3 separate regions of the Mus musculus genome follow, and regions 1 and 2 are each linked to region 3. Evidence: chromatin contacts called from ENCODE Hi-C or POLR2A ChIA-PET data. All regions are on one chromosome and are shown on one strand. Each heading gives the region's core, a stretch centred on a gene start or an enhancer-like site at or near the end of the contact. The rest is flanking DNA. Distances are from core to core; before and after follow the strand shown.

Region 1 (4,789 bases), core at 1,357-3,856, 490 kb after region 3:
GGAATAACCTGGAGGTACTGGTCATGTTGAGGGTATAACCTGGAGATGCTGGTCTTGCTGGGAATTAACCTAGAGACTGGAGCTAGGCTCAGGTTTTGTTGAGGAGGGGGGCAACTTGGAAACTAATGCTAGGTACCAGCCTGTTAGTTTACCTTAGTTCAAACTTAGGTCAGGTTCTCTAAAATGGAGTCTGATCTTCAAAGATCTGGCCTCTCATCAATGTACACACCAGAGGGTCTGGGAGGTAACGGCACATGGACACCCATGCCTGCCTTTCCCCATCTCCCTGATCACCAGACTTCAGGGAACTCCTGGGAAGTTGCTCTGTGCCCTTTGCAGGTTGACCCAGGTGGCTGGAAGGCCTTGGGCCTTGGTGCTCAGCCAGAAGCTGTGAAGGACAGGAGGCCAATTCCCTGCCCCACTGCCTTGAGCGGCTGGCTGGCCTAGCACCCATGATCAGAGTCAAATTAGGACTCTGTGTTGCGGGTTCCGTCACCAGAAGGTCCTGGGCCTCTGAGATGCTGTGTGTCTGTACCAGCCCTGTGCCTGGGGCTCCCGCCCTTCATTCACACTGTGATACCAGCCTCTTTTCTGCCCAGCCCTAGGAATCTGTGATCTCCAACTATAAGCTGCTAGGGGTCACTTCCTGGCTCTCACTTTTCTCTTAGTCCTCAAGCAGCTCATTCTAACCCCCACTGTAGAAACAGGGAAACTAGGCTTGAAAAAGCTCAGGCCTTGGCTAGGTCACCCAAAGAAAGGTGGACCCAGCAAACTTGGCCACCTCCCTGGGAGGATCAAGGGAGCCCTCCTCCCCGAGAAAAGCCAGGCAGAACTGTCTTGGATCAGTCGCTGGGGCTGGGGACGAACTGAGAGGTGATCTGGACCCTGCTGATGCCTGCGGGGTCTGGCAGCTGAGTTTCCAGGGCTGGGCGCGATGATACATTGTCCGCCTCCCCTCACCCCAAACCCCCATCCCGCCTCCCAGTAGCTGTATCAGTGGACCAGCCTGCGGTCACACCTACACTCTAGTTGACTTGGAGCAGGGTCGCGGTCTAGAGCCCGAGGGGGGGGGGGAATTAGCCAGAGACACCTGTACAGTCCTCTCTCTAACTGCAAAACTAGCTGTACAGTCCTCTCTAACTGCAAAACTAGTTTGCCAGGAGCCAGGGAAGCACGGGACACGCGCGCCCTCAGGCGGCAGGAAGAAGAGTTGAGGATTCTAAAAAATTAACTTTGTTGTCGTCGACTTGTGAGTTCCTTGGGGTGCCCTGGAACTGGCCTTAAGCAACTCATCCTCCATGGGGGAACCTGGGGTCCATCGGACAGCCCAGAGCACAGGAACACTGCTGAGGGTTGAGAAGGAGAAAACATTTAGGGGGTGGGGGGGTGGGGTGGGGATCTGTCCTAGGTAAAAGCCAGGCTAGCTTTCAGGGTGGCTCTGGCTGCCAGATCTTCTGGGGAGATGAACCAGGTTGTGAAGAGTTCAATGGACTTTATTCCCAGGTCATCTCAAAACAAGCTTGCGAAAGTAACTTTTATTCGCTTGATGTCCTTGTTGTCTCGGAGGCTTACTGCTGACTACGATCTCCTTTTCTAGCTCTTTCTGAACTCTTACTGGCTGATTCAATTCAGCTGTTCTGGCTCAAACGTCTCTTCAAGTCGCCTGATTCAATCTAGTTTGTCTCAGCTTCACATCTAGTGCACTGCTTGGCCTGCAGCCACTCACTCACTGTTCTAGATTGCTTTCTGTTGCTGTGATAAAAACACTTATCAAAGGCAGCGTGGGGAGGAAGGTGTTCTTTACATCTTACAGGTTGGATCTCATCGTCAGGGAAGGAGCAGGAACCTGGAGGCATCCCCTGATGAGAAACCGCATCGGAAAGATGCTTATTGGCTCTGCTCCCTGGCATGCTCTGCTACTTCAGCCACTGTGGGGCACCGGACTCCGCTTTGGGCTCACCTTCTCCCCACAAATCCCATCTCACTGTGGATCCCTAGCAGAGACGTCCCGGCATCCAGGATGCTCTCTACCCTAGAAGGGAAGAAGGCAGAAGGCCTCTACCCTGGCTGTGCCTGGGCCCAACTTTCTTTTGTGGCTCCAACTATAGCCCACTTTGGTTTTGTATTGTATTTTACAGGTGTCATTTGGGTGAAGAGCTGGAATTACCCTTCGTCCTTGCTTTCCTTAAGCAATACTGCACTGGGTGCACAGGGGCTGTTGGACACGGAGCCGACTGTGCAGGAAGACGGAGGCCGTTCGGTCCATCTGGTACCCATTTAAGTGGAATTGCAAAGTCCCCAACTCCAGGACCTGTTTTAAGGACGAAACGCCAAGCTGCACACATAGAGACCCGCATGAGTAAAACCGACGTGAACCTTTCTCCCTATTCTACCCCAGACGCGCGCGATAGAAACATGGCGTAACGTGCACCCGAGGCTTCAATAGTTTTACTTCCCTGGCTCTTGGCTGCAGCCACATCGCCACACGTCTAACGCGCTAGCGGGAGCGCGCGACGTAAGCACCGCAACTGCGCACGCGCTACGGGAGGCACTTCCGGGGACCGGCCGAACGCCGATCTACGCAGCCGCGGCTCTATTTCCGGCTGTCTGGGAGCACTTCCGGGAGGCTCTTCCACTAGTGAGGCGGCGTTGCTAACAGGCGGAAACCTCCAGGGAAGATGGGGAAAGTGAGGGCGCTGCGGGCTCGTGTGCACCGGGCGGCCGTGAGACCCGACGGGGATTCTGCACCGGGCCCTGTGCCCCGCGCCGTGGAGCCGGCGCTCCCACAATCCCCGGCGGGCGGAGCGGGGGCGAAGGTGAGGTGTGGGGCGCCGGTCGGGCCAGGTCTCTGCCGAGCCGGATCTCCAAAGATCAGGAGCCCTGGATGGTTGGGTGTCGCCTCTTCTGTGTGTGTTCCTGCCACTCTGGTTAGGGTCCTGACCCGGCCCACCTTTAGCCGTCATGCCTTCTCGGTTGGGGTGTGAGGCTCCAGAAGCGCTTCCATCTCTGGGGGAAAATATCCCACTACGCTCTGGAAATGTCGCAGGGCGCTGTCTGTCTGCCTCTGTCTATCTCTGTGTCTCAGTCTCTGGTGTGTGTTTGAGACAGGGTCTCTCTATGTAGCCCTGACTATTCTGGAACTCACGCTGTAGACCAGGCTGGCCTCGAACTCATAAGAGATTGACCTGCCCCTGCCTCCCACATGCTGGGGTTAAAGGCATGGCATGCACTTGTGTCCCTGGCGCTTGCTTGTTGCTTTGGCCTTTGGGATCTTATTTATTTTTATTTTACCTCATCTCATTCTTTCTTTATTCTTTTGAGACAAGGTTTCACCCTAGCCCCCCCCCCCAGCTTGTCACTCTCGTGCCCAGGCTGTAGCCCACTGTGCCCAGCTTTTATTTGTTGTTGTAGCCAAACTGAGAGCTTCTGTTTTCTCCCACACCCACACCCACGGGAGGTGCTGTGCAGTCATTGATTCGTGCAGCCATTGATTCTTATTTTTCCCATTTTTCTTTTAATTTGGTAACTTGGCTCAAATTTAAGCCTTGTGTTGACAGAGATTGTTTTTATGCCCCTTTGGTCAGCCGCGTCTTTGCCTCACTGGAAGGTTATGTGGTTGGTGTTCCTATTTTTGTTCCTCAGAGATGCCCAAGGACCAGTACTTAGAGGATTCCCTCTGCTCACTCCTGGGAGGGCCCATGCATACAGTTGTAAGCAGCAGTCATGCCTTATCTCACAGCTACTCTTGGATCTGCATGTGTTTGCAGGGAGGCTGTGCTCAGGCCCTGTGCTAGTGTGGCTCTACTCCCCAAGACTCTCTGATTGTCCCAAGTCTGATGGGGGCAGGAAGGAACAGGCCTGATCTGGGAACAAGGACGTAGATACTCTTCCGGGGCCTCCCTGGCTGAGAAGTAGAGGATTTTTGCCTTAGCATCTTCTCGATGTGTGACTCTCAAACCAAAAGTCAACTTGATGTCCTCTCTCTTCTCCTGTTGGGATTGCAGGACTGGACATTCGTTCACAATGACATCTTTGCCAGGACACAGATAGACCCTAGTGCGTTGGTGCAGAGGCTGGAGCTGGACCAGAGGAGTGTGGTGTCCCTAAAGAGAGGTGAGTTCCTGCCTTTGGAGAGTCGAGAGGGCAGCCTGACTGTTGCCTGTGGACTAGCCCGTGCTTTAAAAGATGACACTAGGCATGACATGTGTTGCATAGCTTAAATCCCGGCACTTGAGAGGCTGAGGCAGGCCAGTCTCTACATTCAAGGCCAGCCTGGACTACACATCTAGTTCCAGGAAGAAACAAGGCTGTGTGGAAAGACCCTGTCTCAAAGCAAGACTAAAGGAGATGTTACTTTTACAGGAAAAATAAAAAAAGAACAAAACCGTAAAGTATACCAAAGTAGAAAGACTGGCGCTGAGGAGTGCCACAGGCCAGTGCCTACCCTTGGTACCACACAAGGAGTCCTTTTGAAGCAGGTATCAGGCTGCCCGGCATTCCATTCATAAATTCTGAGCGTGCTTACACTAGATAACTTACCTGCAACATTGATGCTGCGCCTGTGTTGTCAAGGCGGCAAAAAGCAGGCAGGCCTTGTGGCCGCCATCTAGTCAAGACAGTTTTTTTTCCCCCCTTCCCGCCCTGCCCCGTCAAGACAGTTCTAATTGCTGCTGAAGGTATTGTGACCAGACTCATTCTTTTTTTTTTTTTTTTTTTTCCCAAGTCAGGGTTTCTCTGTGTAGACCTGCCTGTCTTGGAACTTGCTCTGTAGACTAGGCTATCCTGCCTC
Region 2 (4,517 bases), core at 152-2,651, 390 kb after region 3:
CACACTCAAGGTCATATCGCCTCTAAATCTACAGTACAATCAGGTATGCAAGAACACCTTCGCTCTAGCCCAACCTCGGATGTTCTAATTCAACCTGGATGTTCCTGTTGAATCTACCTAATACTAGAGTACATGGTCTTAAACAGAGGACAAACCTTTTATACCATAAAGGAAGAAAAACACTCAGTGGGACTTTTATTGAATTCACAAGGACACGGAAAAAACCTCCCTCCCTCCCTCGCTCCTCGTGCTTTGTACTGCTGGATGCATTTCCATCACTGCTGCCACAGGCTTAAACAATATCCATTGATGACCTCATGGTTTCCATGTGGGCTTGGGCCCAGCCGAGACAGCTGGTTGTTTCAGGGCTGCAACCCAAGTCCATTCAAGTCGCTGGCACAACTCAGTTCCGTATGGCTGTAACACTGGTCCCAGACTAGCTGTCAGCCTGGGGCCACCCTTAGCTCCCTGCCCTTTTTTTTCCTCTTCCAAGAAGCCACAGCAGGTGGAGTCCTTCTCCTCTGTGAACCCCCTGAGCCCCTCGCCAGCCTTCCTATTTTAGAGTTCCCTCTTTAACCAAATTCCTTCTCTCTCTCACACGGAGATGATTCACAACCTTAACTTCAAATTAAGTGACAATACGTTTTGTCTGACGTACGAGTAGAGGCTTTTTGTGGCGGATAAGTTTTTCTCTAATGTGAATACCCTTGGGTAGAAGTGGTCAAAACTTAAACCCCTGTCCCGGAGCTTAAATGCTGTTCCCTCTTTTTTAGATAAAGGGGATGTGTCTCAATCTAGACACAGAGCTGAAAAAGTAAAACAGAGAGAAAAACAGATCCGGATCCAAGGAAACTGTCCGGAGCCCGTGTCCGAGAAACTTTGGTTTTCCCCAGCAACTCGCACCTGCGGCGTGGCCGGGGGTTTGAGGCGTTATCTTGTTTATTTTTAACTTTCTCCCCCAACTCCCCTCGACGGCTCGACCACCTTACGGGGATTACCCGGTACTCGCCCCGCAGCATCAACTGTCGGGAGGGCAGATGCGCAGCACACAGGGGCTTAGGGACCAGACCCGGGTGGCAGGGCCACGGCGGCGCTGCCCCGGCCGGCTTCTGAGCCCAGGGCCAGCCCCGCTGCCGCTGGCTGGGGTGCGCAGGTGACGGCGACAGCCTGGCCTTTTATCCGCACGCGGAATCTCGCAGCCCGGCCCAGTACCCCCGCACCGCACCGCACCGAGCCGAGCCATGCCGGGCCACGCCGCGGGCGACTATGGGGAAGAGGACAGGAAGGCGGCGCCGCCTGACTCACGCTTATACTCGGCCATCAGCCTCTTCAACGCCGTCCCCGCCATACCGCGGAACCTGCGTTCAGCAGCCTCGCCACATCCGCGCCGGTCCCGCCCGCCCGCTCCGACGCCCACGACTGCTTCCGGGTCGCGGGCTCCGGGCGCAAATGCATCCGGGGCGCGCGCGGGTGACGTGGCGCACCCGGGTGCTTCAGACAGGCTCGCTGGGGTTCGCCTCGCGCTCCCCGGGTAATGGCCCGGGTCGACGGAGCTCGGCTTCCAGAATCTTCTCGGCCGGCCACACCCTCAGCATTGAAGGTTTCCTACGCCGCCGTGAGGCTTTGCGCAGCTCGCCCTGCGGCCCTTTAGTCTTGAAAAATAGTGCGAGAGCTAATGGCTCATCATGGATTGTTCCTGAATGAGACTCATGTCCTTGCGCTTGGGCTCGCCCCTCAGAAGTGGCTGTCCAGATCGTGAAACTTTCCCCTTGTAGGCATGAATGTCCTAGAACTCATTATTTAGCCCAGGCCGGCCTCGAATTCACAGAGATGCCACCTGCCTACCTCTGTCTCCCAAGTGCCACTACACCTGGTTTTTGAGGCCCAGGTGATTTGAGATGACACTTCTAGCAAGAGAAAGAGTACCTTGGTTTCACAAAGGAAGGATAAAGTTCCCGGGCCATATCCCATCCTCTCTGGCCAAAAAAACTCAGACTCTGCCAAGTAAGCTGTACTTCCTCATCATACGGAACTGCCAGATAGATGCTTGGTATTTTCTTAGGTGCACCACTGCCTTCGCTAAGTGGACATGAGGGATACAGCTCGGGACGTGGCTCTCCGAAAAAAGGGGCTTTCAGGACTAGGTGTAGGGACAAAGAGAAAGTTCCTGCTGGGACCCTGAGTATAAGAAGCTGAACTCAAAAGATTTGAGGCATTAGATTCATCACATTTGTCGTTTTAAAAAAGAATATTAAGGGGGCTGAAGAGATGGCTCAGCGGTTAAGAGCACTGACTGCTCTTCTGGAGGTCCTGAGTTCAAATCCCAACAACCACATGGTGGCTCACAACCATTTGTCACGAGATCTAATTCCCTCTTCTGGTGTCTGAAGACAGCTACAGTGTACTTACATACAATAAATAAATCTTTTAAAAAAATATATTAGAGCCAGGCAGTGGTGGTGCACACCTTTAATCCCAGCACTTGGGAGGCAGAGGCAGGCCGATTTCTGAGTTCGAGACCAGCCTGGTCAACTGAGTGAGTTCCAGGACAGCCAGGGCTACACAGAGAAACCCTATCTTGAGAAAGAAAAAAAATATTAGGATGCTACTCCAATTACATGTAAGGTTAAAAAAAAAAAAAATCCCACACGCATAACCCTCCCAAGCATGCCCCACCCACAAGTCAAAAGGAGGCCTCGAGGACACACTGCTCCTCCTGCTGTTGCCTGTAGAAGCATAAGTTAGTCTAACACATCCAAATGATGTGGCAGCCCCGATTCCCTGCGACAGTTTGAATGTGAGTCGTGCCCACATGTTTGCTGGTCAGGGTGGAACCTCCACTAGCTGGATAGGGGTGAATTTTGAGATTAGGATTAGCTTAGTTTCTAGTTCTCTCTGCTTCCCAGTCAGCTACCCGGTGAGTAAGCAGCTGTCACACACTGCTGCCGCCTTGGAGCCACCTGCCGCCATGATAGACGGTATCCCCTCCAACCCCAAGGCAAAATTAACTTCTGTGTGTCGGGTATTGATCCCATCAGCAAGAAAACAAACTTGTAAAGTAGTACCATGAACTGAGGCCATCCCTGGGATGAGCCTGACCATGAGCTTCAGAGCTAGTTTGGTTTTGTTTTAAAGATTTTTATGAGTACACTATGGCCGAAAAAAAAAAAAAAGATCTATTTATTTATTTAATGTGAGTACATTGTAGCTGTACAGAAGGTTGTGAGCCTTCACGTGGTTGTTGGGAATTGAATTTTTAGGACCTCTGCTTGCTCCAGTCAACCCCACTGGTCAACTCTGCACTGCTGGCCAAAAGACTTATTATAAGTACACTGTAGCTGTTTTCTGACACACCAGGAGAGGGTGTCAGATCCCATTACAGATGGTTGTGTGCCACCCTGTGGTTGCTGGGATTTGAACTCAGGACCTCTGGAAGAGCAGTCAGTGCTCTTAACCGCTGAGCCATCTCTCCAGTCCCAGCCCCAGAGCTAGTTTTAAGGAGAAAAGTGGAAAACAGGTTCAGAGCTGGGAGCTAGAGAACTCTCAGATTGCTGTGAGCAGGGCTAAGAGGACGACTCTGGGGGGAATTTGGAAGACCAGAACACCAAGAAATGCAGGTAGCCTAGACTGCTCAGGGTGCTTTATCCCAGAGGTGAACATCGAACATATCAGAAACTTGGTGGTAACCATTTCACGTCACATCCTGTGGCAGGGCAACGCAGTGCAGTTTCCTCCATCTTGGATCCTTGCTGAGGCCATGTTCGGCTTAACTAGAATCTGATCTCTCTGATTGGGAAGCCCCATAAACAGTTATTCAACTCTATTCTAGGAACTTGAGGTCAAGATGCCCCAGCTTAGCTTCTATTAAAGCTTGTGCAGAACTCCCTCCAGCTAACTGCCTTTAAACTGCTCACTTGCACAGAACTTCTCCTTGCAAACTGCTGAGTTATCAGAATGTGGGGTTTTTTGTTTTGTTTTTTGTTTTTTTGTTTTGTCTTTAAAAACACCTTACTCTATACTCTAAAGCAGTGGTTCTCAATCTTCCTAATGCTTTAACCTTTAACACAGTTCCTCATGTTATGGTAACTCCCAACCGTAAGATTATATTTGCTATTACTTCATAACTGTAATTTTGCTACAGATTTGACCCCTACAAACCATTGCTCTTTAGTTTTGAGTCCCAAATACCTAAGTGTGGTCCCAGCTGGCTGGAATAAATACTTCCAATTGGCTATAGACTGTATCTGAGTGGTCTTCTCTGGTGGATTCCCCATAACAATTCCGTTTTCCCTGCATCCTAAAAACTGGAGTGAGGCCATATTTCAAAAATAATGAGCTAAGGAAGCTGTTTGGCAGAGGGAATTTCAAGGCAGCCTACCTAACATCCAGGCTGTGGCATGATTCTTGTTCACCGCATTTATCCAGATTACAGTGAAAACAGGTAGAAAGTAGCCCAGAGAAATGTGGGAAGTGTCCTTTGGTGAACAGAGATCAGACAGAGTTGAGGGCAGGGCAGA
Region 3 (4,217 bases), core at 797-3,296:
CCAGTATATAGCTTTTATGCTCCTTTTTTGATGTTTCTAGTCCATTGTAAGCCACATTAGACATTAGTATTTTCTTTTCTTTTCTTTTCTTTTCTTTTTTTTTTTTTTTTTTTTTTTTTTTTTTTTTGGTTTTTTGAGACAGTGTTTCTCTGTATAGCCCTTGCTGTCCTGGAACTCATTTTGTAGACCAGGCTGGCCTTGAACTCAGAAATCCGTCTGCCTCTGCCTCCTGAGTGCTGGGATTAAAAGCGTGTGCCACCATGCCCAGCTAGTATTTTCTATAAACTACTTTGAAACTTGAGTTTACAGCAAGTTTTTCTCTCCTAACCTTTTTTTTTTAAAAAAAGATTTACTTATTTATTATATGTCAGTACACTGTAGCTGTCCTCAGACACACCAGAAGAGGGCATCAGATCTCATTACGGGTGGTTGTGAGCCACTATGTGGTTGCTGGGATTTGAACTTCGGACCTTCGGAAGAGCAGTCGGGTGCTCTTACCCACTGAGCCATCTCATCAGCCCTCTTATAACCTTTTATGCAGGAGTTATAACCCCCCTACAATCCAGTAAAACATTTTTTCTTTTTTTTCTTTAGGTTTATTTATTATGTATACTGTGTGTATGGCCTGCCTGTATGTATGCCTACAGACCCGAAGAGGGCACCAGATCCCATTACAGATGATTGTGAGCTACCATGTGGTTGTCAGGACTAGAACTCAGGACTTCTGGAAAAGCAGCCAGTGCTCTTAACCTCTGAGCCATATCTCCAGCCAAAACACCTCCCCACTCCCCACCAACAAAAGCCCTGTTATGTTCTTAGAATTTGAGTTAAACGGACCGCCCCTTCCTTCTTTCCTTTATTCCTTTTATCCCTGTTCTTGGTTTCTTTGTATAGCCTTGGCTGTCCTGAAATTTGCTCTATCGACCAAACTGACCTTCAAAGATCTGCCTGTCTCTGCTTCCTGAATGCTGGGATTAAAAGCGTGTGTCACCACTGCCAGACAATAAAAATAGCTCTTAAAGAATTTAGCAAAACCAGGCAAAAATCAACAAACTGTCAGGGTCAGATGGGGTACCCTCATCTCTGCAGGACAGCCCTACCATGGCAGCCCAGATCCAGCGCTCTGGACTGTGGGTAGCTTTCCTTGAGAGTCCTGGATCTGACCATTGCTCCACCAGCTTCGAATCCCTCTAACCAATCCTGAGGGGCTGGTTCCCCACTTTGTGCTCAGGCAAAGGCCACTCGCCTGAACCAGGAGCTGTGAGAGTTGAGAGAAGCGGCAGGTTTAGCAAATCACCCTGAAGTAAAAATGCTACGCTAAGTGTTTCTCTTTCCAAATCCCCAACTACATTCAGCAGTCGCGATGGGACGAATCGTGGCTATCGTCTCAGATACAACTGCAGCTTTCCTATGTTTTCTTTTGCTCTCTTTCTCCCTTTCTCCCTTTCTTTCTTTCTCTTTTTCTTTCTCTCTTTCTTTCTTTCTTTCTTTCTTTCTCTCTCTCTTTCCTTCTTTCTTTCTTTCTTTCTTTCTTTCTTTCTTTCTTTCTTTCTTTCTTTCTTTCTCCTTTTTTTGTTTGTTTGGCTTTTTTCCTTTTCCTTTTTTTTTTTAACTTCGGCTCGAAGGAGACTGTTGCAAGCCTAAATCAACTCAAGGAGCGGCTTAGGAATTCTCACCCAAGCCACACCTGCATCCCCGGATGCTGGCCAAGTGGGATTTAAAATGCCCGTGAGACTTGGCTACAGGTTTCCTTTAACAGCGCCTGGACAGATGTAAAATCAGCTTGCTGTAGCATGAACTCCACTTGCCCAGAAACTTCAGTCAGGCTCAGGTTGTGAACTTCATTTGGTGAGGACGTTGATCCTAGCTGCTGGGTACCTGGGGAGTTCGGTGGCGGGCCTGGGGAACCAGGGTTCCGGAACCGCTGCGCAGACATTTGTAGACTGGCGTGCGCTCCGCCTTTCTTAGCGCAGCTACCTTCTCCAGCAGCCACTAGAGGGGCGACCAGGTCCCCGAGCCTGTCAGTCAAACGTTATACTGGGGGCGGAGCCGGGGCGGGGCGGGACAAACCGGGTACACAGGCAGGCGCACGGGGCGGGGACAGGCGACAGCGGCGCGGAACGCAGAGCGGCGGGAGAGGAGCTTGGGCTCCTGGTCTCCGCTGCCGCCATGGCTACCGTGGACCTGGAGAAACTGCGGATGTCGGGGGCTGGCAAGGCCATTGGAGTGCTGACCAGCGGCGGTGATGCGCAAGGTGATGGGACGCGGGGGCGTGTTTAGGGATGGATCTGGGGTTTCTGCCTGTCCTCGGAACCCTTCGGGCTTGTCCACTGCCCCTCGCCTAGGGATCTGGGGTGTACTTGGCCAGCCAATCTCCTGTGGAGCACCGTGGCTTCAGGTCCCTGTCCCCAAGCTCCGCCCCGGGTAGCTGGCGTACGTGCTGCAGGCCACGGGCCTTGGCACGCCCCGCCCTCGCGCTGCCTAGGTCCGCCCGGTTTGGGGGTGTGTCCGCGCAGCACGCAGACTTAGGGCACCGGGCTATTCCTTTCTAGGCCACACGTGTCAGGACCTCTAAGAGAAGCACAGCCGGCCAAGTTTCACAGGCCGGAATTTGAAAGGATCAGGGACCCTGTACCCTCCCCCGTGCAGCCTGTGATTCCTACCTTCTCTGTACTGGGATGGGGTGAGACTGAGGCAGGCTTGCCCACACGCCTTTGCCTGGGCTGCTTCCTGTCCCTTGGATGGAGACTTAAGTGGAGAACAGAGGGCGTGGAGCGGGGGTATTTTTTTACCGGTGTAACAGGGCAAGCACCACAGGGCTAATAGTTGAGGGTGCACAGCCTCTTCTCGGCCTGGTAAGGCTAGGGAAAAGTCTGGGCTTGGGAGGATCTGCCCTCTTCTCAGCCCCTCTCTTGGTGGCCTGGTTCCAGGCTGACTGCTGATGTGCGAAGTCTGTGGCTCTAGTTGGGTCCGGCTGAAAAGAAATACTACCCAGTTGGGGGCTGAGGAAGACACGTGGAGCTTCAAGGGGCTTGGCTTCCCTGAGCACTGCAGTTGAGCTTCGCCATTTCCTTCCAAACATTTCAGGAAATACAGACACACATGCTCCTAAGCGGGGTTCCTGACTGCCCAGCCCTTACCTAAGAGATCGGTAGGAACAACACAGGATAGATACATCTTACAAGCATGATTGCAAGTCCAGGAAGGCAGGAAAAAATGTCACTCTGACTCCCATAATGCTGGAAATCTCAAATCTCTGTTGGGTCCCCTGGGCCTGGTCTAGGCTGGCAGTCAGCATACCCTTTTTCAGGGCTGTTTCAGCTTGTACATCCCAGTGCTGTCACTGAGACTGGGCCGGGGACCTGTGGAAGAATCACCCATGGTAGTGGACCACAAGAGAGGCCCTGACTAGGCCCACATCACCCATTAGATAGGCATTTCAGTGAGGCCAGCAGAGTCCTGAGTCCCATTTGTAGGGCTCCTGCCTCTGGCAGGCATAGATAGGCTATCCACCTCAGGCTCCTGTCTGAGCAAGGGAGGCCCCAGTGTCTGAGGGATGGTAATATTGAGTGGTCTCTGCGCGAGGACTTCTGCTGCCTTCTGTGAGAGGCAGCTGCCAGGCCAGGGCCACCAGGGTGACAGACATTTGTTTTGGAGGCTGGTGGAGGAACCAGAGACAGGAGGCCCTTCCTGGTCAGGAGAGGGTAGGCAAAACCTGCTTACATTTCCATTCTGGCTTCAGGGCAAGATCTCTACAGGTTTTCCCAGAGTCCTCTTTGGGTAGGGTCAGTATCAGTGGGCAAGGGGCAGCAGCTGGTATGGGACAGAGTGGAGCCTTCTGTTGCCTGAATTCTGGAAGCGCCTGTGGGTGTGTTCCCCAGGCCCTGCTTTCTTCTGTGCCCAGTCAGCTGCTGGGCTCCTCATGCCTTCTGTGTGCTCACGGAGCCCCATCTGCATGCAGTGAACATGTGAACACCAGTCCTCATTTGAGAAGGCAACACGGGCCTAGATCCCAGTCCTGGCCTGGCTGGAGGTAACCAGCTCCTTGGCCTAACCTGTGCGCTGCCTCTGGCCTATGAAAAGGTTTCTTTTTTCCTTTGAGCCAGGCAGGAAGACCCATCCTTTTCAGACCCAAGTCTCTCCCTTCCTGTTGGCCAAGAGTCATGTTAGGGAACTGAGGAGGGCTGCTGTTCACCAAAGTCTGTTTGACTGGAGGA

The links. A loop is a pair of places that touch in the nucleus more often than their neighbours do. ChIA-PET counts read pairs that join two places held with the same protein, here RNA polymerase II (POLR2A).
Region 1: a loop to region 3 is called in a map of v-Abl transformed pro-B cells, with 2.8 times the contacts of the local background. The contact joins the promoter of Fam207a here to the promoter of Pfkl in region 3. A Hi-C loop is called at or near these places in 1 of 37 maps with a recorded cell type or tissue (v-Abl transformed pro-B cells). POLR2A ChIA-PET finds 5 or more read pairs at or near these places in 1 of 5 experiments (embryonic stem cell).
Region 2: a map of left cerebral cortex shows a loop between it and region 3 (2.8-fold over the local background). The contact joins the promoter of Ube2g2 here to the promoter of Pfkl in region 3. A Hi-C loop is called at or near these places in 1 of 37 maps with a recorded cell type or tissue (left cerebral cortex). POLR2A ChIA-PET finds 5 or more read pairs at or near these places in 2 of 5 experiments (Patski and embryonic stem cell).

Annotation. Positions count from the first base shown.
Region 1 is chr10:77,513,630-77,518,418 of GRCm38, reverse strand. It overlaps Fam207a (family with sequence similarity 207, member A), which reads left to right and starts at 2,606. Exons shown (of 6, transcript NM_133998.3): 1 at 2,606-2,816; 2 at 4,005-4,113. The coding sequence starts at 2,679. It overlaps 2810425M01Rik (RIKEN cDNA 2810425M01 gene), which reads right to left and starts at 2,521. Exons shown (of 1, transcript NR_163865.1): 1 at 1,478-2,521.
Region 2 is chr10:77,619,205-77,623,721 of GRCm38, reverse strand. Ube2g2 (ubiquitin-conjugating enzyme E2G 2) reads right to left here and starts at 1,401. Exons shown (of 6, transcript NM_019803.3): 1 at 1,306-1,401. The coding sequence starts at 1,348.
Region 3 is chr10:78,007,636-78,011,852 of GRCm38, reverse strand. It overlaps Pfkl (phosphofructokinase, liver, B-type), which reads left to right and starts at 2,046. Exons shown (of 22, transcript NM_008826.5): 1 at 2,046-2,254. The coding sequence starts at 2,170.